Linked DNA regions of Homo sapiens: regions 1 and 2 are each linked to region 3. Evidence: chromatin contacts called from ENCODE Hi-C or POLR2A ChIA-PET data. All regions are on one chromosome and are shown on one strand. The core of a region is the stretch at or near the end of the contact, and the rest is flanking DNA. Distances in the headings are between cores, read along the strand shown. Region 1 holds the start of ZNF888 (zinc finger protein 888). Region 2 holds the start of ZNF320 (zinc finger protein 320). Region 3 holds the start of ZNF808 (zinc finger protein 808).

Region 1 (2,700 bases), core at 136-2,635, 400 kb after region 3:
GATGGCTCACACCTGTATTCCCAGCACTTTGGGAGGTCGAGGCAGGTGGATCACCTGAAGTCAGGAGTTTGAGACCAGCCTGGCCAACATGGTGAAATCCTGTCTCTACTAAAAATACAAAAATTAGCTGGACTCCATCCACAGCTTATTTAACCTCTTGTTGCTCCTTTTCCCCAATCTTTAGATTGTTCTCAATGTCCATAGATTTCCACCTCTTCTCCCATCTCTCCTGAGCTCTCCCTGTTAAATTCTCTCTTCCCCGTTATACCCCCCTGGCCCCACTCTCTGGCACCCCAGATTTCCCAGGTGTCCTCCCTGCTGTGGTTCTCCCTCTGTTCTCCTTGCCACCAGCACCACTCTGCTCTGTCTGCCCTGGCTCCAAATCCCTCCTCCTCTCCCTCATTCTCATGAGCCTTTCTGTTTGCTGCCCCTCTCCCTACCTTGCTGTCTGTCCTTCATCTCTCTGTACATCCAGCTTTTCTCTACATTTCTCCAGTTGCTTTTCTCCTCCTGCTTTGTTATCTTTTGTTTTTTCACTTTTGCTGTCTCTTGGCAAATCCCTGACCATCCCCTACTTTGCCATCTGTTATGGGTCTTTCTCCTTCTTCTTTTATCTGTCTCAGGTTTTCTACTGCTCTCTGATTCCCTCTCTCTGTCTCCTGATCCCTTTGGCCCACACAATCACAGGAGGGTTTGGAGTAAGACGCCTGCATCCCAGAGAAGCGCATTTTCCAGGGGCTGGAGCTGGGCAGGCAAGAACACCCCGTGTCACAGGACAGGCCCCGGGTACCTCCCCAACGCGGGCTCAGGGAAAGCGGTGACTGCGGAGGGGAGACTTGGGGAGCAACAGGGCCCGGCATGAGGAGGGAGGTGGGGGGGAGATGACGCCTTCGGACAAGGGTGGGGTCCGCAGGATCCCACCACCGGGCAGAGAACGCGGCCTCCCTGGGACTGTGGTGTCAGCGCTGGGCTCCAGGGGCCGACGAGGGTGAGGCTGGGAAGCGCCAGAGCAGGGATCCACCTCTCGGGTGAGGACTTTAAAAAGCGCGGGGTGGGAGGAGTCAACAAACGGTTGTGAACGGGAAAACTACGCGATACAAACTGTATACATTGCCCTATAGCAAAAAGACCGAGGACAGGGCAGCCTCAGGGCGACTTTAAACCCAAAAGGAAGTGACTTCCGGACTCCTAGGGGAATGTCTCCATTTGCTCTTGTTGAAGGAAGAAGGGCGAGAATTTCCAGGTCTGTGGAGACCCCACATCCCAGGTACAGAATTGCCGGGGACCTGGAGGCACAGCCTCAATACAACACAGAGCAAAACTCACCGCCGCAGTGTGACTTCCAGTCCACGCGATCCGCTTCCTGGTCCGGGCGAATCTACAAGCACAGGACAGAAGCCAGGCCTCCGTGGAGCCAACGAGGTGGGCGGGGCCTGGGCGAGGTAGGGGCGGGGCCTGGGCGAGGTAGGGGCGGGGCGCCAGGCGGAGAGACCTGCCCTGTAGAACCGGCAGACGCGGGGCGGGGGCGGATCTGTGCTTCTCTCAGCCGCGTACCTAGCCGCTGTTTTTCGGGTTTTGGTGAGGGAAGAGACAGACCCTCTCATATTGTTTTATATTGTTTTATACTCAGTACCTGTTTTAAGAAAAAAAACAACAAGGAAGTAAAACCGAAGACAGGCAGCCCTGCGCCACGCCCAAAACCAGGCCTGGGCCTGCCTGGCCTAAACCCAATAGTTAAAAATCAACTCATAACTTAGAAACCAATGTTTTTCATAGATTCCAGACATTGTATAGAAGAACATTATGAAACTCCCTGCCCTGTTCTGTTTCTCTCTACCAGTGCACGAAACCCCTGTGTATATATCTGGGACTGTAGTCCCTGTTACGTATCCCCTAGATTGCTCAATCACGACCCTTTTATGTGAAATCTTTAGTGTTGTGAGCCCTTAAAAGGGACAGAAATTGTGCACCCGGGGAGCTCGGATTTTAAGGCAGCTTGCCGATGCTCCCAGCTGAATAAAGCCCTTCCTTCTACAACTCGGTGTCTGAGAGGTTTTGTCTGTGGCTCGTCCTGCTACACCGGAGGCAAGAGTGGCCAGGAAGGCTGAGGCATGATTCAAAAGCCCTGGAATTGTCTGGAACAGGGATGCAAACTAGAACGTGAAATGCAAAGCCCTGCCTAGGCAGAAAGTACGATCTCATGCTGATGGTACACAGAACAGAATAGAAATCTCTCCCTTTCTATTCTCCATTTGCTTCGGAGGGAGAGTCCACCCTGTGCTCAGCTTCAGAGACTTCCCTAGGGCCACCGCCTGGGATGCCGGAGGGAGTGTTCAGGCCAGGGAGGAGTGAGGTCACCACCTGCTACTTAAACACAGCAGAAATGTGGAAGTGGGGGCGGGAGCCTGAGGTCCAGCTACTCAGGAAGCAGTGGCGGGAGGATCATTGAGCCCGGAGGTCCAAGCCAGCCTGAGTGACAAAGTAACACCCCCTGCCGCAGGGATCCCTTCCTCATCTCTTTTTTTTTTAATTTTTAAAATAAAATTTTCATTGTGTGAGATAGGGATCCAACTTTATTCTTTTCCATGTGGATATCCAGTTAGTTGTCCCAGCACAATTGTGGATGACATCTATTAGTTTCTTTTTTTTATTTACTTTTTTTTCTTTTTCTTTTTTTTTTTTGAGACAGAGTATTTCTCT
Region 2 (3,140 bases), core at 520-3,019, 370 kb after region 3:
TAAATGCTTCCAATATATGATACAGACTAGAAAGCATGCAGTCTTCTATGTAAACTGAACACAACAAATTTCATAGAGAAACTTTTAAAATGGTTAAAAATATATACATCTAAAAATGTATATATCTAATAAAATGTAGGGTCAAAGAAGAAAATTTTGAACTCATATCATAGTTGGAAAACAATGATGTGAGCTCATAAGATTCTACCAAAGCTTATTTGAAAAGTAGTTATCTTACTTTTTTCAGACGGAGTCTCGCTCTGTCACCCCAGGCTGGAGTGCAGTGGCATGATCTCAGCTCACTGCAACCTCCCCCTCCCTGTCCAAGGGATTCTGCTGCCTCAGCCTCCTGAGTAGCTGGGATTACAGGCGCCCGACATCACACCTGGCTAATTTCTGTATTTTATTCGACACGAGATTTCGCCATGTTGACTAGGCTGGTCTCGAACTCCTGACCTCAGGTGATCTGCCCGCCTTGGCCTCCCAAAGTGCTGGGATTACAGGCATGAGCCATTGCACACGGCCTTTATTTTTATTTATTTATTTTTTAATTAAGAAACAAGGCGGGCATGGTGGCTCATGCCTGTAATTCCAGCATTTTGGGAGGGCGATACAGCTGGATCGCTTGAGCCCTGGAGTTGGAGACCAGCCTGAGCAACAAGGCAAAAGCCCGTCTCTACCAAGTACACAAAAATTAGCGCGGTGTGGTGGCGCGCGGCTGTGGTCCCAGCTACTCTGCAGGCTGAGGTGACAGGATCGCTTGAGCATAGGATGTTGATGATGCAGTGAGCTGTGATCCTGTCACCGCTCTCCCGCCTGGGCAACAGAGTGAGACCCCATCTCCAATAAAAAAGAATAAAAAAGAAATACCTGGGTCCTGGGTCTGGGGGCAGCGAATCTAAGGCCAATTAAGGCAAACTTTCTAAAACTAGACAAAAAGGAAAAACCCCATCTCCCCATCCGGAGTAACAAAGGATCAAAGGCCGCTGTCCCTACCGCCCTCCTCCTTCCACCACGTCTCAGAAAGGGAAAGAGCCCAGGAGTGGCCATGGCCAAGCACCGGCCACACCTTCATCTGCATAGGGCACCCATCTGCTCCGGCCTCGGGCCAATTCACCTCAGCATTTCGTTGGCCAAGGGCCAAAAATCCTTCATCCAGATAAGGGGTAGCCCATAGGGACCTCAAAATAAATACTTTAACCCCCTAAAACTTTCTAAACGGGTCCCCGGAGACGCTGGCTCGGGCCCACTCCCCTCTGTGGAGTGCTTTCTTGATTGCATATATTCGTTTTCCAGGAGTTGGAACTAGGTAGCAACACCGCACAAGGAGGGAGGTGGGGAGCGACGGAGCCTTCGGACAGGGGTGGCGTCTGCAGGATCTTAGGACCAGGCAGAGGACGCGGCCTCCCGGGAACCGGGGTTGAGGCGCGGCGCTCCTGAAGCCGCCGAGAGCGACGGTGGGAGGCGCCTAGGGCTGGAATCCAGCTCGCGGGTGAGGACTTGAAACAGCGCGAGGCGGGAGGACAGGTCAGGAAGGGTTTTGAGAAGGAAAATTCCGCGATAGGAGGTGTCTGCACGACCCCACTGCAGAAAGACCGAGGACGGGACCTGCCTCAGGGCCACTTTAAACTCGAAGGGACTCACGGACTCTCACCCGGACGTCTCAATTTGCTCTGGGTTGAGAAAGAGGGGCCGCAATTTCCAGGTCTGTGGGGACTCAACGTCCCCGGTATAGCAGCACCACAGGACTGGGAAGCACACATAAAACAGAGCGAAACTCACGCGCTGTGGTGTGACCTTCAGTCCCTGCCATCCGCTTCCGGGTCTATGCCAATCAGCGCAGGACAGAGGCCAGGCCTGGGCGGGACCCCCGAGAAGGTAGGCGGGGCCTGGACTAGGCCGGGATGAGACGCGAAGAGGTGGGCGGGGCCTGAACAAGGCCGGGGCGGGGTTGAGAAACAAGGGGCCTGGCTGGGAGAAGAGTCCTGGGCTATGAGGGGTCGGCGGGGGCGAGAAGCGGGTGGGTCCTGAGCTTTCCTCCATCTCGCTCTCTGCGCCTTTTTTCCAGGTTTTGGAGGCGAAAGCCGCCAGTGAGGCTGGAGCAGCTCAGCAGTCATTGAAATAGTACCTCCCTGAGAAGTCAACGTGAGGCGGTCATTGGACCCAGGAAAGTTCCTTGCTATTGAAATTAATTTTAGCAATTTATGTCCAAAATCTGGAAGTTGTCAAGGGAAGGAATGCAAACTAGAATGCGAAATACAAAGCTCTGCCTCAGCGAAACCTCCAATTTCCTGCTGACGGCCCACAGAACAGAATAGCAAATCCTCTCCCTTTCTATTTTCCATTCACTGGGGTGGGAGAATCCACCCTGTGCTCAGCTCCAGAGACTTCCTCAGGGCCACCGCCTGGGGTGCGGAGCGGAGGCCTCAGGCCAGGGAGGAGTGAGGTCACCACCTCCTGCTTAAACACAGCAGGGATGTGGGCGAGGTGGCGAGTCTGGGGTCCCGGCTACTCAGGAAGCAGGAGCCGCAAGACCGCTGAGCCCGGAGGTCCAGGCCAGCGTGGGCGACAAAGTAAGACCCTCTACCCCAGAGCTCCTTCCTCCGCCTCAATAAGAAAAAAAGGGATTTTTAAAAAAAGCATTGACATTGTAACAGTGTGTAGCAGGGCTAGCGGCAGACAAAACTTCTCAGACACTGAGTTGTAGAAGGAAGGGCTTTATTCAGCTGGGAGCGTCAGCAATCTACTGCCTTGAAATCCGAGCTCCCTGAATGCACAATTTCTGTCCTTTTTAAGGGTTCACAACACTAAAGATTTCACATGAAAGGGTCGTGATTGATTTGAGCGAGCAGGCGGTACGTGACAGGGGATGCATGCACCGGTGGTCAGAGAGAAACAGAACAGAGCGGGGAGTTTTACAATGTTCTTCTATACAATGTCTGGAATCTATGAATAACATTGGGTTCTAAGCCATAAGTTGATTTTTAACTACTGGGTTTAGGCCAGGCAGGCCCAGGCCTGGTTTCGGGCCTGGCCCCGGGGCTGCCTGTCTTTGGTTTTACTTTCTTGTTGTTTTTTCTTAAAACAGGTACTGAGTATAAAACAATATGAGAGGGTCTCTGTCTTCCTTTATTTCTTCT
Region 3 (2,865 bases), core at 137-2,636:
CCAGGCATGTTGGCTGACGCATGTAATCCCAGCATTTTGGGAGGCTGACACAGGCAAATAACTTAAAGTGAGGAGTTCGATACCGGCCAGGTCACCGTAGTGATACCCCGTCTCTATGAAAAATACAAAAATTAACCGGGCATCGTGGCACGCGCCTGTAATGCCAGCTGCTCCCGAGGCTGAGGCAGGAGAATCGCTTGAACCCAGGAGGCAGAGGCTGCATTGAGTTGAGATCTCGCCACTGCACTCCAGCCTGGGCAACAGAAATACTGTGTCTCAATAATAGTAATAATAATAATAATAATAATAAAGTAATAGATCTCTTCCACAAATGTGCTGGGACAACTAACTGGATATCCACATGGAAAAGAGTAATGTTGGATCCCTATGTCACACCATCAAAAATTTTATTTAAAAAAGTTTTTTTTTTTTTTTTAAAAAGGGAAAAGGCCCGGGCGCGGTGGCTCACGCCTGTAATCCCAGCACTTTGGGAGGCCGACGTGGGCGGATCACCTGAGGTCGGGAGTTCAGCCTGGCTAACATGGTGAAACCCTGTCTCTACTAAATATACAAAATTAACTGGGCATGGTGGCGCATGCCTGTAGTCCCAGCTACTCGGGAGGCTGAGGCCGGAGTATCGCTTGAAACCAGGAGGCGGAAGTTCTAGTGAGCTGGGATCACTCCACGGCACTCCAGCCTGGGCGACGGAGTGAGACTCTGTCTCCAAAAAAAAAAAAAGGGAAAGAGAGAGAGAGAGACTAGGAAGGGAGACCTGCCGCAGTGGGTGTTACTTTGTCGCCCAGGCTGGCTTGGGACCCCAGGCTCAGCAATTCTCTCCGTTGCTTCCTGAGTAGCTGGGACCTGAGGCTCCCGCCCCCGCGCCTCTGCTGTGTTTAAGCAGCAGGTGGTGACCTCACTCCTTCCTGGCCTAAGCACTCCGTCCCGCACCCCTGGCGGTGGCTTTAAGGAAGTCTCTGAAGCTGAGCTCAGGGTGGACTCTCCCTCCCTAGTGAATGGAGATAGAAAGGGAGAGGACATCTATTCTGTTCCGTGGGCCGTCACCATGACATCGTACATGCCGCCCAGGCAGGGCTTTGCATTTCACATTCTAGTTTGCATCCCGGTTCCAGACAATTCCAGGGCTTTGGAATCATGCCTCAGACTTTCTGGCGCTCTCGCCTCCACAACCTAAAAACAGAGACGCTAGGAGAGAGGCTGAAAGACGCGCAAGTCCCGCCCCGGCCCCGCCCCGGCCCCGCCCTCTGCCGGTTCTAAAGGGCAAGGTCTCAGCGCCTCGCGCCCCGCCGCTACCTCGCCCAGGCCCCGCCCACCTCCTCCCACCTCCCGCCCAGGCCTGGCTTCCGTCCTGCGCGCGGAGATTAACGCAAACCCGGAAGCGGATCGGGTGGAGTGAAGGTCACGTCGCCATGGTGAGTTTTGCTCTGTGTTGCATTAAGTCTCCGCTTCCCAGGTCCCCGCCGCTTCTGTCCCTGGGACGTGGGGTCCCCACAGACCTGGAAATTCTCGCCCGTCTTCCTTCGCCCAGAGCAAATTGAGACAGCCCAGTGAGAGGCCGGGTGTCGCTTCCTTTCGGGTTTAAAGTCGTCTGGAGGCTGGTCCCGTCCCGGGTCTGTCTGCTATAGGGCAATGTATACACTTTCTATTGCGTAGTTTTTCTGCTCAAAACCTTCTTCTGACTCTTCCCTCCTCGCGCTATTTAAAGTCTTCACCCACGAGGTGGATTCTTGCCCGGGGCGCACCTCCCAGCCACCCCTCGTCGGCCCCTGGAGCGTCGCGCCGCAGCCCCAGTCCCAGGGAGGCCGCGTCCTCTGCCTGGTCCTGGGATCTTGCAGACCCCATCCTTCTCCCAAGGCGCCGTCCCCCCTCCTCCCACCTCCCTACTCGTGCCAGAGCCTGCGGCTCCCCAGGTCTCTCCTCCGCAGTCACCGCTTCCATTGAACCCACACTGGGAAGGACGCAGGGCCCTGTCCTGTGACATGGGGTCTTCTTGCCTGCCGAGCTCCAGCCCTTGGAAAACGCGCTCCTCCGGGATGCAGGCGTCTTACTCCAAACCCTCCTGCGATTGTGTGGGCCGAAGGGATCAGGAGACAGACAGCAGTAGAAAACCTGAGACAGAGAAAGAATAAGAAAGGCCCATAACAGATGGCAAAATAGAGGATTGGTGAGGGATATGCCAAGATATGGTGAAAGTGGAAAAAGAAAGCAACAAAATACCTAGAAAAGCAGGTGGAGAAAAGCAACTGGAGAAATGTAGAGAAAAGCTAGATGTACACAGAGATGAAGGACGGCAAGGTAGGGAGAGTGGCAGCAAAGAGGGAGGCTCATCAGAGTGAGGGAGAGAGGGAGGGATTTGGAGCCAGGGCAGACAGAGCAGAGTGGTGCTGGTGTCAAGGAGAACCGAGGGAGAAACACAGCAGGGAGGACACCTGGGGATCTGGGGTGACACAGAGTGGGGACAGGGGAGTATATCAGGGAAGAGAGAATTTAACAGGGAGAGCAGAGGAGGCGCAGAGATGGGTGAAGAGGCAGAAATAGATGGAGATTGAGGACGATTGAAAGATTGGGGAGAAGGAGCAATAAGAGGTTAAATAAGTTGCGAGGATGGAGCAGAAGAGATGGAAGAGAAGGAATAGAGGGAAGAAGGGGGATAAACAGCAGAAGAGAAGAGGGGTACAAAATGAAGAGCAGAATCCCAGGGAGAAAGAAAAGAAAACAAGAGCTAGAGAGAGAAGGGGGAGAATGAGAGATATGTACAGAATTAGGGAGGGAAGCGCAGTAATGAAGAAAGGGGGGCTAGGCACAGTGGCTCACGCCTGTAGTCTCCACACTTTAGGAGACTGAAGC

Evidence for each region. Hi-C counts contacts between places; a loop is a spot of excess contacts on that map. ChIA-PET counts read pairs that join two places held with the same protein, here RNA polymerase II (POLR2A). Pooled maps may share reads with other maps.
Region 1: a map of CD8-positive, alpha-beta T cell shows a loop between it and region 3 (15-fold over the local background). The contact joins the promoter of ZNF888 here to the promoter of ZNF808 in region 3. A Hi-C loop is called at or near these places in 2 of 168 maps with a recorded cell type or tissue (CD4-positive, alpha-beta T cell and CD8-positive, alpha-beta T cell), 1 of 37 single-sample maps with no recorded cell type and 13 of 50 pooled maps. POLR2A ChIA-PET finds 5 or more read pairs at or near these places in 1 of 52 experiments (B cell).
Region 2: a map of B cell shows a loop between it and region 3 (26-fold over the local background). The contact joins the promoter of ZNF320 here to the promoter of ZNF808 in region 3. A Hi-C loop is called at or near these places in 2 of 168 maps with a recorded cell type or tissue (B cell and CD8-positive, alpha-beta T cell), 5 of 37 single-sample maps with no recorded cell type and 14 of 50 pooled maps. POLR2A ChIA-PET finds 5 or more read pairs at or near these places in 3 of 52 experiments (Panc1, WTC11 and endothelial cell of umbilical vein).

The regions. Positions count from the first base shown.
Region 1 is chr19:52,922,043-52,924,742 of GRCh38, forward strand. It overlaps ZNF888 (zinc finger protein 888), which reads right to left and starts at 1,386. Exons shown (of 5, transcript NM_001393938.1): 1 at 1,327-1,386. It overlaps ZNF888-AS1 (ZNF888 antisense RNA 1), which reads left to right and starts at 1,307. Exons shown (of 2, transcript NR_186336.1): 1 at 1,307-1,422; 2 at 1,631-2,037. RefSeq lists enhancers at 314-1,047, 1,048-1,779, 1,269-1,318, 1,599-1,768 and a silencer at 1,459-1,508.
Region 2 is chr19:52,895,866-52,899,005 of GRCh38, forward strand. It overlaps ZNF320 (zinc finger protein 320), which reads right to left and starts at 1,770. Exons shown (of 6, transcript NM_001351774.2): 1 at 1,655-1,770. RefSeq lists enhancers at 1,305-1,504, 1,705-1,784.
Region 3 is chr19:52,526,282-52,529,146 of GRCh38, forward strand. It overlaps ZNF808 (zinc finger protein 808), which reads left to right and starts at 1,387. Exons shown (of 5, transcript NM_001039886.4): 1 at 1,387-1,430. RefSeq lists enhancers at 6-832, 833-1,660.